Regions from separate parts of the Homo sapiens genome. Here region 2 is linked to region 1. The links are chromatin contacts, found by POLR2A ChIA-PET in ENCODE. All regions are on one chromosome and are shown on one strand. Each heading gives the region's core, a stretch centred on a gene start or an enhancer-like site at or near the end of the contact. The rest is flanking DNA. Distances are from core to core; before and after follow the strand shown. Region 1 overlaps LOC107985869 (a long non-coding RNA gene). Region 2 overlaps ATL2 (atlastin GTPase 2).

Region 1 (7,188 bases), core at 1,426-3,925:
TACTAATAATCAAAGATCTTATTCAAATTTTGCAAGTTTTTCCACTAATGTCCATTTTCTGACACAGGAGCCAATCCAGGATCCCATGTTGCTCTTACATCCTTTCAACATGCACGCAGCCTTTTCTGAGCACTTCCTTTCTGTCTGTCGAGCTCTTTTAAAAGAATGACTCAACTGTTTTTACAAAGTTGATACATGCCCATTACAATAAATTCAAGCCACACAGAAAACTACAAAGAGCAACAGAAAAATTATACAAACTCTTGCTGCCAATGAAAGAGCAGCTATTAACATTGGATAAAAATTGTCCTGCACATCTGTTTATACATCCATACAGTTTAGAAAATAAAAAGGTAGAATTTTGATGAAATAGAATCCATTTTTATAATAAAAGCAGCCATTAGACATATGAAATGTGATTTTAAATAAAAGGTATTAAATGTAAGTTTCCTTTAACAGAAGAAAAAGAAACTAAAATATAATTGGATACGCTGGATTTCAGGTAAATTTTTCTTCACAGAAGACTTTATTTTCTAACATCTCTCTAAAGCCAAGAAAAAGATTGTGAAAAACATTTAGACATTCATCATACTTAGCTTGTGTTGACTTATAAATCACCCCCAAAACACTGTGGCTGAAAACAAACACCATTAATCATTGCTGCAGACCTGCAGGTCTGTAGGGGTGGTCCTGCTGATATGGCTTGGCTGATCTTGGGTGAATGAGTTAGGACATGGGTCAACTGGAGCTTGACTGGCCTAGAATCACCTCACTCATGTGGTAGTTGATTATCTCTTGGCAGGGACAGTGGGGGTGACTTGGCCCTGCGATCTCTCATACTCCAGCAGGATGGCCCAGGCTTGTTCACAAAATGGTAGCAGGGCTGTGAGAAAGGGAGTGAAAGTATGCAAGGCCTCTTCGGGCTGTAAGCTCAGGGCTGCCATGAAATAATTTTCACCACATGCTATGGGTCAAAGCAAGCCATGAGACCAGCCTAGATTCAGGGCTGGTTATCCATATTATTTTTATGTACTGGTATTGGTCACTCAAGTAAGTTTTCATTAGAGCATTATTCTCTCACTGCAGATTTAAGCATTTGTTCTGGGATTGTTTTTCCTATTTCTTGAACATATTTTCTGTTTCTTTTGTTCATTTCTTCTTTGCAAACACCAATTATATATTTGTTGAATATTCCTTACCTATCATTCATGTCTTTTTCCTTATAATCTTTTTTTTATGATAATATGTATATAGAATGTCTCTCCAGATATTTGCAGGCCTGAATCTTTCATGATGTTATACAGGTTTCAGATAAAATATCCTGCAGTGAGAGAGACTTTCATGGTCACCCAGTACCTTTCATACTCTATTATGTTGTTCTGTTTTACTTTTTTTAATAGCACTATCAAAATTTATTCTTTACTTTTTACTATCCCCCATCCACCCTAGGTTGTAAGCTCCATGAAGGCAGAGATGTTGTCTTGGACACTGCTAAGTTCCCAGCATCTAGAAGCACTCCAGCCATGGAGGGGGTATTCACTAATTAGTTAAATGAATGAATGAACGAATGAATGAATGAATGATTAAAAGTACTGTCTGTTTTAAGTTAGGTTTATTCTAATTTCGGTTGCTTGTAGTATGGCTTTTTTTTTTTTTTTTTTGACGGAGTCTTGCTCTGTCGCCAGGCTGGAGTGCAGTGGCACGATCTGGGCTCACTGTAACCTCCGCCACCTGGATTCAAGCAATTCACCTGCCTCAGCCTCTCGAGTAGCTGGGACTACAGGCACACGCCACCATGCCCGGCTCATTTTTTGTATTTTTAGTAGAGACGGCGTTTCACCATGTTGGTCAGGATGGTCTCGAACTCCAGATCTTGTGATCCACCCGCCTTGGCCTCCCAAAGTGCTGGGATTACAGGCATGAGCCACTGCGCCTGGCTGTAGTATGGCTTTTTTTTTCTGTAATATTTTTTATTTACACTTATCTCCTATAATTTCTTTGAGATTATGGGGAACTCTACCCAAACTCTTTGTTTTCTTAGATGATTTCTTTTGTAGTTCTTTATCTTTGTCCTACATTCCTTTCTTCTTTATTTTCTCTCTCATTTCAAAGCATGTCTGTGGGATGGTTCTTTCAGATTGTCATTCATCTTGTATACTTGCTGAAAAATCATCCATGGAGGAAGGGGAGTAGTGAGGGATGTTAGTAAACTTGAACACAGTATATTGCCTCCTATAGCCTCTCACCAAATCTACTCTTTTCCTTATTCTGGAACTGTATATCACACCGCAATTTTTGTCATTGGAAAGGTTGGTAATTTGGAAAATGCAATTTTCCTCCACTTTCTCTGCCTTGGTCATTCCCACAGCAAGGAGAATGAATATTGGATAAAAATCGGGTACCACTCTGGTTCCTCTGCTTTTCTGCCTGCCATGTTCTGTGGTATCAAGTTGAGCCTAAAGGAAGAGTCCTCTTCTGCCATGGCCCCAGTACCCCTGGATCTTACCTCCCTTGAAGAATCACTGGATGGCATTTCAGGGTAATCTCACTTTCTTTTGGGGAAATGTCCCTCTTGCCCAAGGTCTGAGGATATGTTGTTAGTTTTTAGTGTTCTTCCTCATTTTGGTCCAGATTTCACAGCATTTGGCAGGTTTGCTACATAGTTTGTGGTTTAAGATTGCAGTCGTATCCTTATTTCATTGGCAACTAAAATATTTTTCTGTTTTTAGTTTGAGATTTTTCAAGAAGGGGAGGGTAAGAATTAATGCCTATACACCGTGATCCTTAACCAGAAGTCATTTTGTGCTCTTTCAACTGCATTCTGCAAATTTGTATTCCACAGTGCAGGAAAGATCGTAAGTGCCATTCACCCACCAGGTTTCAGACTTAGGTCTGAATTCTTATAAAGCTTATTTAAATTTTTGTTTCATAGCTTTGCATCTATCACTTTTCTTCTCCATTCTCTTTGACCTACCTCCAGTCTCCAGAATTTTGTGTTTGTTTTGTTTCATTTTGCCTTTCAGTGTACCTGCAATATTCTGTTTCCCTCTTTGTGGCAAGAACTTTCTTAGTTCTTCATATCTTTAGCTCCTCTAAGTTAAGCTGCAAAATTGTCTGGCCTCAAACAAGTAGTGGGTTGATAAGAACCACTACCACTGCAGTCACCACACTTATCCTCACCTCTGTTAATCAAATATTTACTGTATGCCAGTAATGCCACTAAAGCTTGTCCATCTCCTGTCTCTATCTCCTTACCACATTTTATTTTTCTGGAGAATAGTATTTACTACTACCAAATATAATATTATGCATTTATTTTTAGTCTAGCTCTTCTAGTAGGATGAAGCTTCACAAGGACAGGGATTTTATCCGTCTTATTCACTACTGTATCCATGGTGCCCAGTACAGAGTTGTGTCATCCTTCCAATAACCCAAAAAAGCCAATATAATTGCCTGCAATTGAAATGCAAAGATGTGAAAAATACCTTTTACTAAAACTGGCTCCAGAATTATGTTGAGGGTTGCCACTGTATTTGTTCAAGAAAATACTTTGAAAGATATTTTGGGGGTGGTTGAGATTTTGTGATGTCAAAAGAGATGGGGGCAGGAGAAAAGAGAAAAAGTTGTTGTTTTGTTATTGGAAGGAAAAGGTGAGAGAAATAAAAGAAGAGGAGAGGGAGCCAGAAAGTTAGAGGCTAGCCCTGAGAAAGAGCCAAAGAATTCCTAGCACTGCTGTATGGGAGCCGTCAGCCCTGTACCTCCTGTACAGGTTGGCTGTTTTCCTCTCAGGTCTCTCTTCAGCCCCAAATCTTCAGCTCATCTGCTATGCACACAAGTCCTAGGAGGGGGTTTCTGTGGTTCTTATAAAAGGGTCTGGGTTTCCCATTGCAGTCAAAGCCTCAAGAGACAAAACTGTATATATGGGATCGGGAACTGGGAAATCTTTGAGAGGCAGGGGTTTGGGCCTTTTTTTTTTTTTTTTTTTTTTGAGACGGAGTCTCACCCTGTCACCAGGCTAGAGTGCAGTGGTGCGATCTTAGCTCACTGCAACCTTCACCTGCCTCCCGGGTTCAAACAATTGTCCTTCCTCAGCCTCTCGAGCAGCTGGGATTACAGGTGCGCACCACCACTCCCAGCTGATTTTTGTATTTTTAGTAGAGACAGGGCTTCACCACATTCACCAGGCTGGTCTCGAACCCCTGACCTCAAGTGATCTGCCTGCTTGGGCTTCTCAAAGTGCTAGGATTACAGGCGCTAGTCACCTCGCCCAGCCAGACTTTTATTGGCTACAGGATTGTAGTGAGGGTGATGGTTGGGGAGATGCATTAGTGCAATATTTCCCTAATTTGAGAGCGGAAGAGGCCACAGTTGACATCTGAGTTTTATGTAGGTAAGGAAAATGAGAGTCAGAGAAATTACACTACTTTCTTAAGGGAACTTAACATATAGAATGACTTCTTGCTATTTAATGAACACACCCAGTTCCTTTCCGCTCAGGAGATTTCCTCTTACTACGCCTGCAATCCAGAATGTTTTCCCCCAGATCTCTGCATTGCCAGCTCCTTCTTACCTTTAAAATCATCTCCCCAGAGATACTTCCATTTCCTATAAAAACAGTCACCATGATACCTACCCCTGACACACACTCAATCTCTATCTCCTTACCACATTTTATTTTTCTGGAGAATAGTATTTATTACTATCAAATATAATATTATGCATTTATTTTTAGTCTAGCTCTTCTAGTAGGATGTAGCTTCACAAGGACAGGGATTTTGTCCGTCTTATTCACTACTATATCCATGGTGCCCAGTGCAGAGTTTACAACATTTAGATGGTACTCAATAAAGATTTGATAACTATCCTCAATAAAAATGTATTGCCCTTCTATGATACAGGGTATAGTCTCTTGACTTTGTAATTTCAACATTCAAATACAACCCAGTCCACTCTTTTCTAAGCTAGTCATGTAAACCACCTGTTTTCTTCAGAACTGAGACACTTATGCATTATACCTGTTCTCACCAACAGCTGTGTCTGCTTATTGGCTTACTTTGAAGACAACTTTAAGGAGCTCTTGTTAAGAACCACTGCTACTTCAGTCAAATACTGGTTATCTCAGAAATGGTCTTTTCTCCTGTAGAGAGCTCAGAGCCACTAAGCAGGCCTTCTAAAGGTTCCTTCATCAGGGCTAAGGGAGCAGTGATTCTGAGAACACAGCAGTGTAGGGAAGTGCTTGGAGGGTCTCTGCATCCAGCTGGGTCAAATCTCAGCCCCGTGACCTAGGCAGTCACAGGATCTTCCTTGAAGGTCAGTTATGAAGAAAAACTTGTCAAGACCATGGTGAAAACAGCATAGCAAGGGCAGAGGATCCAAGTAGAACACCTGGTGAGCTGACCAGCTGAGAAGGGACTCCTGATCGGAGTTTTAATGAAAAACCAAAGCATGCATTGAGGGAACAGATGGCAGTCTTGATGGACAAGGAAAGGAATTCAGATTGGACACTGAAAGCCATGGTGGACTATAGAAAGCATTCATTCCACAGGCGGAGTAACCTAGGCTGAGCCAGGTCCCTGTCCACACTTGTTAGGTGGGTAAACTCAAGCCAGCTTCATCCTATCTGAACGCATGTTCTCATCTGTTCATTGTGATGCTGGTAATCAAAACCTATAGATTCAAGGAAAGGCTAAACAATGACAAGTAATGTTTGTGAAATGATTCTAAATTATAAAGAACTTTCCTAATGCATATTGCTGATGTCTGGGGCCAGTAACCTGGTGGTGCAATAAAGAGCTCCAGGCCGGATTAGAAAGACCAGGGCTTGAATGCCTGCCCTGCCACCTATTAACTTTATGGCCTTGGGCTGATTATTCCCTCTGAGACTTGCTCTTTCATCTGTAAAAGGGAAATGGATACTTGTGAGGATTCGCTTATATCTAAAGAGACTAGTCAAGCACCTAGCACATCATCTCCACCACCACCACCATTGTCATCATGGCCAAGGTTAGTTTAAGCACTCACTGTCTGCTGCATTGTTCTAAGAGATTCAGGTGCATGTAGGTAGATATTGTTATTCTGAGGCCTAGGGAGGTTAAGTAATTTACCCGAAGTCACAGATAGGAGTGGTAGAGCTTGGATTAGGACCCAAACAGTTAAGCACAGCACATGGGGGTAGTTTTTGACAATAGTGCAAATCTGCTACCAACGTAGGCCAATTTTTAGAAAGTCCCTTTGTGAAATAACAGACTGTCAGAAGAATTCATGGTTTCTAAAGAATTTGATCATGGAAAAGAGAAATCCCTTAGAATGGTCCCTAGATCCTTATCACCTGCTATTTAAAAAAAGAGTTGATTCTGCTAGAGAATATGTAATTGATTCCACTTCCAGGAAGAAAGGATGTTGAATTAACAATGGAAACTGAAATCCCTACCTCTGAGCTCTTCTCCCCTACTTGTAAAATCCCTGAAAACAATCCTGGTCAGCTTTGAGGTTGTCTGTATCAGTGAAGGAATTCCTCTAAGCCCACCAAGGAGGCAATGGGTTGGAGTGAAAACATGATTACACAAGGGAGTAACCTCATTTGCATCCTTGAGAGGGTAAGTAGTTGCAGCCCACAGCAGAGGTTGCTGGTTCACCCAGTGGTGACCTGCTGTTGCATTTCTCCCATCCACATGTGAGGCCATAAATCCACAGGGCAGGAAAAAGTCTAACCCCATGGCTTAAGCTTTAAGCAACTTTCTCTGAGAAATCATATGCCTATTTCTACATTTTTAATCCTTGCTCTCTGGGTCACAGGTCAGTGCCATCAGTGGGTAGAAGCTACCAGTCTTCCCTTACAAAAGACTTCTCCATTCTTTGGCCAAAGCAGAAAGGCATCGAAAGGGAAAGAAGCACTCCACTTCATGCCAGGATTTTCCCCTTAGATATTTCTCACTTGTGTAAAATACCAGCAGTAATGTTAGATACACAGATCTAGCTACAGACCCTTTATCTATGAGCTCCATCCACATCACTTCTGAGAAGCTGCAATAGCAATGCTTGAGTCTTTGCCAACCTTGAGACCATGAGGTATTCCTTAAACTTTCATTTTATTATCTTATCAAGATCATCTCTCAGTCTGTGAAATGGGTCTTTAAATTAGCAAGATTTTGAAACACCATGTGCCCAGAGAATTCCTAGGAAGAATAT
Region 2 (7,188 bases), core at 2,706-5,205, 600 kb before region 1:
CTCAATCTCCTGACCTCGTGATCCACCTGCCTCGGCTTCCCAAAGTGCTGGGATTACTGGCGTGAGCCACCGCGCCCGGCTTTGATTTTTTTTAATGACAAATCCGAGAGGAGTTTTGACGGGAAAACACCCCTGTTCTTAGAATTTTTTCAAGATGGCTATTAATAGCATCTTCATAAATTGCTGTTTTCTTTTTATCAGCACTTTAATTTTTATTTTTTATTTATGTACTTATTTTTGAGATAGGGTCTCAAATATGCAGCCTCCACCTTCTGGGCTCAAGTGAACCTCCTGCCTTAGTCTCCTGAGTAGCTGGGACTTACAGGTGTGTGCCACCATGCCTGGCTAATTAAAAAAAAAAAATTGGCCGAGCATGGTGGCTCACGACTGTAATCCCAGCACTTTGGGAGGCTAAGGCGGGTGGATGACAAAGTCAGGAGTTCGAGACCAGCCTGACCAACATAGTGAAACCCCGTCTCTACTAAAAAAATTTATTTATTTTTTCTTTGAGACAGAGTCTTACTCTGTCGCCCAGGCTGGAGTGCAGTAGAGCAGTCTCGGCTCACTCTACCTTCTGAGTTCAACTGATTCTCGTGCCTCTGCCTCCCAAGTAGCTGGGATTACAGGCATGTGCCACCACGCCCAGCTAATTTTGTATTTTTAGTAGAGATGGGGGTTTCACTATGTTGGTCAGGCTGGTCTTGAACTCCTGACCTCAGGTGATCCACCCACCTTGGCCTCCCAAAGTGCTGGGATTACAGGTGTGAGGCACTGCACCTGGCCTGACATGTACATTTTCAAGAAAAAGCTAGATCCATTCAGAAAGGTTTTACCCATTTATTCATCAGGGTTAGGTTTGTGCTTGTTTGCAAGTATCTTTGTTCACAGTGGGTGTTAATTAAAAATAAATGCCAACATATAGGTAAAAATGGGCATATTACAGTTTAATTTGCAATTTTTTGATTGTAGTTGATGTTGGAATAGTGATATGGAAATTGAAAATGTGAATTAGTTTATTTACTTTTTTAGAGATGAGGTATCACTATGTTGCCCAGGCTAGTCTCGAACTCCTGGGGTTAAGCGATCCTCCAACCTCCACCTCTCAGTGCTGGGATTACAGGCGTTAGTTACTGTGCCCAGCTCTGACTTCTTTTTATTAATTGCTTTTTAATATTTTTTGAGCATTTCCCAGTATTTCTTTTATTGTTTTGTAAAAGCCTGTTTGCATGCAGGAAATTATTTTTCATATTTGCTTTTTAATTTTGTATTTTTTTGGTGAGAATTGTGTGTGTTGGTTTCTTTCATGTTTTTCTTAAATAAATTGGCAATTTTTTTGAACTTATTAGTGGTAGTCTTAGTCTTTAGGCATGCTATTGGAGTGCTTTTAAAAAGTTGTTATGGCTGGGTGCAGTGGCTCATGCCTGTAATCCCAGCACTTTGGGAGGCCAAGGCGGGCGGATCACCTGAGGTGGGGAGTTCGAGACCAGCCTGACCAACATGGAGAAACCCCGCCTCTACTAAAAATACAAAATTAGCCGGGCGTGGTGGCACATGCCTGTAATCCCAGCTACTAGGGAGGCTGAGGCAGGAGAATCGCTTGAACCTGGGAGGTGGAGGTTGAGGTGAACTGAGATTGCACCATTGCGCTCCAGCCTGGGCAACAAGAGTGAAACTCCGTCTCAAATTAAAAAAAAAAAAAAAAAGTCCTTATTTTAGAGTCCAGGTGCGGTGGCTTACGCCTGTAATGCCAGCACTTTGGGAGGCTGAGGTGGGTGGATCATGAGGTCAGGAGATAGAGGCCATCCTGGCTAACACAGTGAAACCCCATCTCTACTAAAAATACAAAAAATTAGCCGGGCGTGGTGGCAGGCGCCTGTAGTCCCAGCTGTTGGGGAGCCTGAGGCAGGAGAATGGTGTGAACCCGGAAGGTGGAGCTTGCAGTGAGCCGAGATTGCGCCACTGCACTCCAGACTGGGAGAGAGAGCGAGACTCCTCAAAAAAAAAAAAAAGTTGTTTTAGGCCGGGCGTGGTGGTTTACGTTTGTAATCCCAGCACTTTAGGAGGCCAAGGTGGGAGGATCACCTGAGGTCAGAAGTTCGAGACCAGCCCGGACAACATGGTGAAACCCCATCTCTACTAAAAATACAAAAATTAGCTGGGCATGGTGGCAAGCGCCTGTAATCCCAGCTACTCCAGAGGCTGAGGCTGGAGAATCACTTGAACCCTGGAGGCGGAGGTGGCAGTGAGCCGAGATCGCGCCATTGCACTCCAGCCTGGGTGAAAAGAGTGAAACTCCGTCTCAAAAAAAAAAAAAAAGTTGTTTTAAATGGGCGGTTTTTTTTTTTTTTTTTTTTTTGAGATGGATTCTTGCTCTGTTCCCCGGGCTGGAGTGCAGTGGCTCACTGCAAGCTCCGCCTTCCGGGTTCATGGTATTCTCCTGCCTCAGCCTCTGTAGTAACTGGGACTACAGGCGCCCGCCACCATGCCCGGCTAATTTTTTTTTGTATTTTTAATAGAGACGGGGTTTCACCGTGTTAGCCAGGATGTTCTCGATCTCCTGACCTCGTGATCTGCCCGCCTTGGCCTCCCAAAGTGCTGAGATTATAGGCATGAGCCACCGCGCCCGGCCTTAAATTGTTAATCATATATTGATTGTTTATTCGTATCTCTTTTTATTGTCGGAGAGTGGGCATCTGTTTCAGTGCCTAGTAGCGTGGTAGAAGAAAAGCAAGCTTAGAAGCTAGGTTCAGATCTCTACAAATAAGTTTTAGTTTCTTAAAACCTAAAAAAAAACCTACCTGAAAAGTTCTAAGATTAAAAGATAATGTCTTGGCTGTGTGCGGTGGCTCGTGCCTTTAATCCCAGCACTTTGGGAGGCTGAGGCTGCAGGATGGAGCTGAGCCTGGGCGACATAGTGAGACTCTGTTGCTAAAAAAAATAATAATAGTAATAAAGATAATGTCTTAAAGTGTTTGGCATGTACTAAGTGCACAAAGTTATCATCTCTTCTCTTGAGGGTAGGACATGAAGGGGCTGGGGTTAGTTTTCTTTTGGGACTAGAGGCCGGAATGGGACAGGCAAATAGAGGACCATACTTAGACAAATAATTAGCTTTTTTCCCTTGATAGTTTTAGTTGACATACTGTGTACCTACCTTATAAAAGGGCTTTTGAGCTGCTTATAGTGAATACCTACAAAAAATAATGTAGACAGATGCTTGTTCTAAGCTTTCACGTAGATCATAGAGACTTTATGCATATTTGTGAGTTAAGTTTATCGTTAAGCTTATATGTTCTGAAGTAGAAATTGCCGTGTGCTAGAGTTGTTGAGGAATACTTCATGGAAGAGGGAGGCTTTGTCGTGCTTTGAAGAATGGGTAGATCTTAGAGAGCAAAGTGTAGGCTATGCCACTGGTTTGAAGATAAAAAAGATAGGCAGTATTTTGGTAACTTTTTATGACATAATTTAAACATTTGACCCTGATTTCTGAGAATTTTCAATCTAAAAGAGATGCTTAAAAAATACTTAAAAGCAATTAGATAGAGGCAACTGAAAGACCAAATGGTATTAGAGTATGTTTAATAAAAAAAGGAATGGGGCTATTTTCCTGTAGCCAAATAGAGCAAATAATTGGTTTAAGTAACTGGATAATTCCTGGAAAAATTATCTGAGGAGCTCAAAATGCAACTTAAAAACTGTGCTAACATCTCCTTCCTTCATCCTGTTTTTGAGCGTGTGTGTTTATTTACTACAAGGAATCCTGTCATGTACCCTCAAATTGCCAAACTAAGAGGGGACAAAAGGAGAGTATAGTGCGAAGCTCTGACTTTATCTTTGTTTTTTTTTTTTTTTTCAAATTAGTCACATTTTATCTAGTTGGAGGGGTGTTTATTTGTCTCCTTTTGGCACCATTCCCTTCTTTTCACGGCTGCTCTTGTAGTAGGAATTTTGTCTGTATTGAGCCAAGTCTGGAATTTGAGTGAATACTTACCTCTTTTTTTTTGAGACAGAGTTTAGCTCTTGTCGCCCAGGCTGGAGTGCAATGGCGCGATCTTGGCTCACTGCAACCTCTGCTTCCCAGATTCAAACCATTCTCCTGCCTCAGCCTCCCGAGTAACTGGGATTTTAGGTACACACCACCACACCTGGCGAATTTTTTTCTTTTTGAGATGGAGTCTCATTCTGTCACCCAGGAATGATCTCTGCTCACTACAACCTCTGCTTCCAGGGTTCAAGTGATTCTCCTGCCTCAGCCTCCCAAGTAGCTACTCCCAAGGGACTACAGGTACCCGCCCTCACGCCTGGCTAATTTTTTTGTATTTTTAGTAGAGATGGGGTTTCACTATGTTGGGCAGGCTGGTCTCGAACTCCTGACCTCGTGATTCACCCACCTTGGCCTCCGAAAGTGCTAAGATTACAGGTGTGAGTCACTGCTCCTGGCCAATTTTTTGTATTTTTAGTAGAGACAGGGTTTCACCATGTTGCCAAGGCTGGCCTTGAACTCCTGACCTCAGGTGTTCTGCCTGCCTCGGCCTCCCAAAGTGCTGGGATTACAGGTGTGAGCCACTGTGCCCGGCCTTCTCTTTTTTTAAACTGCTGCTGTAACAGTCATCTGAGGTAGAGAGATGTGGCAGAATGGAACTTAGTGTCTAAATTTCCAGAGTATTGGCTTAAAGCTTTTTGAAATTTGTCATAGTAGCCCTATTCGATCTAAGTGTCTATTCTAAATTTAAATATTCTAAATTTGTGTGTGTGTGTATTTGTGTGTGTGTGTGTGTGTGTATTTGTGTGTGTGTGTGTGTGTGTGTGTGTGTGTATGATTCCCTTGCTAACTGGCTATCCCAAATTTCAGAGTTCTTTTATGGCTTGATACTTTACAACTCTTAAAGTAATTTTTTTTTTTTTTTGAGACGGAGTCTCGCTCTGTACCCCAGGCTGGAGTGCAGTGGCGTGATCTCAGCTCACTGCAAGCTCCGCCTCCCGGGTTCACGCCATTCTCCTGCCTCAGCCTCCCTAGTAGCTGGGACTACAGGCGTGTGCCACCACGCATGGCTAATTTTTTGTATTTTTAGTAGAGACGGAGTTTCACCGTGTTAGCCAGGATGGTCTCAATCTCCTGACCTCGTGATCCACCCGCCTCAGCCTCCCAAAGTGCTGGGATTACAGGCGCAAGCCACTGTGCCTAGCCAACAAAGTTATTTTTTGAGCCTAAAAGAGAATTCTTAAACTATATGCCTGAGTCAAGGAAACCTTCTGTGTTTTCGATTAATTCTTGATCCGTGTGCTACAAAATCTTGGAGCTCTTAGAGTCATTGTACTAAAAATACTTCCGGAAATAGGAATGTAGTACATTGTCGTTTTATAAGGCATGTAAGAAAAGTGAGTGTTTCATATAACAAATATGGAATAATTTGGCCTAAGGCCACAGAGAATGATGTTTAAGAACTAGCTCTTCCATTTTTACTGTCACCTCTTGACTTTGGGCTTCTCACTTTATATTCGGGCTCTTGAAATTGCCTTATATCTGATTTGCGCATTACACTTCTTACTCATCACTTTGAGTTTATCTCTGCAACACAGCTTTGACTCTCTCTCCTCTGCTCTGAAATTGTCAGTGGTATTCCTCAGGGTTGATGTCCAACATTCTCAGACTATACTTTTATTTTTATTTTATTTTATTTTATTTTTTGAGATGGAGTCTCACTCTGTTGCCCAGGCTGGAGTGCAGTGGTACAATCTCGGCTCACTGCAACCTCTGCCTCCCGGGTTCAAGTGATTCTTCTGCCTCAGCCTCCTGAGTAGCTGGTATTACAGGCATCCGCCACCACGCCCGGGTAATTTTTGTATTTTTAGTAGAGACAGGGTTTCACCATGTTGGTCAGGCTGGTCTCCAACTCCTGACCTCATGATCTGCCTGCCTTGGCCTCCCAAAGTGCTGGGATTACAGGCGTGAGCCACTGTGCCCGGCCTAGACTACATTTTTAAAGTTAGCCTTAATCTGATCCTCAGGGCTTAAGAGGTGCAGCCGTCTTCAGAATGTCTTTATTGATAACCCTAGTTTAGATAATCCAAAAAGGGCTACTTTTGTACTCAAATAGCATTTCCTTTATTTTACAGTATCCTTTTATACTTTTTGTGTTAGAACCGTTAAGAGTAAAGACTGTTATTATTGAATTATACTTCTGTCTAGTATAGTGCCTTGCTCTCTAGTTACCAGTGTGAAGTAGGTAGGATGGGAGGTCTTCCTCGTAATTCATGACAGATTGGATAGTAGGTGTCCTGAGAATTGTTGGAGTTGGTGAATAGGAAACAGTGAGTTACACATTTACTTATATTTAAATATATGTGCTTATCTTGCCAAAGATGGGCAAATATACTTTTATTGCATCTTATATTTTAAAGGTATGCAATTTAATACTTGCCCTTCTAGAAAGTTTATGAAGAAAAAATTGTTCCCCAAATATTGGGAGACTGTGTAAATGATTTGCTGACTGTATAAATACATATTAACTAGGGAATTTTTGGAAAAATAGCTGTATGCCAAGATTTGTTATAAAGATGATAAATAACCCCCCCCCCCACCTTTTTAATAAACAACTTGTATTTTTGGTAGCTTTTTTCAGGTTTCTAGAAGTACTGAGCATATAAGAATTCAGATCTGAGTTTATTCAGCAGACATGCTCATTTGATAATAAAGATGCTAACAGTTTGGCTTAGTTGGAGGATGATGCATTTTGACAATTAGAAAGACCTGGTTGTGCATCCTCAGTTGATTACTTACAAAATGTGTATCCTCGCAGATTGCTTTATCTGAGCTTCAGTGTACTCCTTTATGGAAACAAGGAAACTCATAGCTACTCCACAAAGTGATTTTGAGGTTTAAAGAGATAATAGGCACATAGTCGGCACTCTGTGTTTTTCACTCTTCTGTAGTAAAAGCTACAACACCTAAAATTATTTCATACAGTGAATTATTTTGAGGGATGAGAAAGTTACTAATAATGTTTTCCTCTTTTCCTCCAGATGTCCATGTCTTTCAGTTCTTTGCTCAAATGTCATCTTGTAGGAGAAGTTATCTGTGACTACTGTCTTCAATGACAACTCCTGCCTCCATTTCCCTTGGCTCGCTTTACTTTTCTCTGTAGCACTTAACACTAGCTGACATCACACATATGTTTTCTATTGCTC

Evidence for each region. ChIA-PET counts read pairs that join two places held with the same protein, here RNA polymerase II (POLR2A).
Region 2: POLR2A ChIA-PET joins it to region 1 with 13 read pairs in WTC11. The contact joins two enhancer-like sites. POLR2A ChIA-PET finds 5 or more read pairs at or near these places in 4 of 52 experiments (MCF 10A, WTC11, activated CD4-positive, alpha-beta T cell and 1 more).

The regions. Positions count from the first base shown.
Region 1 is chr2:37,757,863-37,765,050 of GRCh38, reverse strand. All of the region lies in intron 2 of LOC107985869 (a long non-coding RNA gene), which reads right to left. Among named protein-coding and RNA genes, the nearest start is that of CDC42EP3, 90 kb to the right of the region's middle. Within about 2 kb of position 2,675, at least 2 of the 41 ENCODE cell types and tissues checked have a DNase peak (open chromatin) inside an H3K27ac peak, as active enhancers do.
Region 2 is chr2:38,362,763-38,369,950 of GRCh38, reverse strand. The region is part of intron 1 of ATL2 (atlastin GTPase 2); the gene reads left to right. Among named protein-coding and RNA genes, the nearest start is that of ATL2, 11 kb to the left of the region's middle. Within about 2 kb of position 3,955, at least 2 of the 41 ENCODE cell types and tissues checked have a DNase peak (open chromatin) inside an H3K27ac peak, as active enhancers do.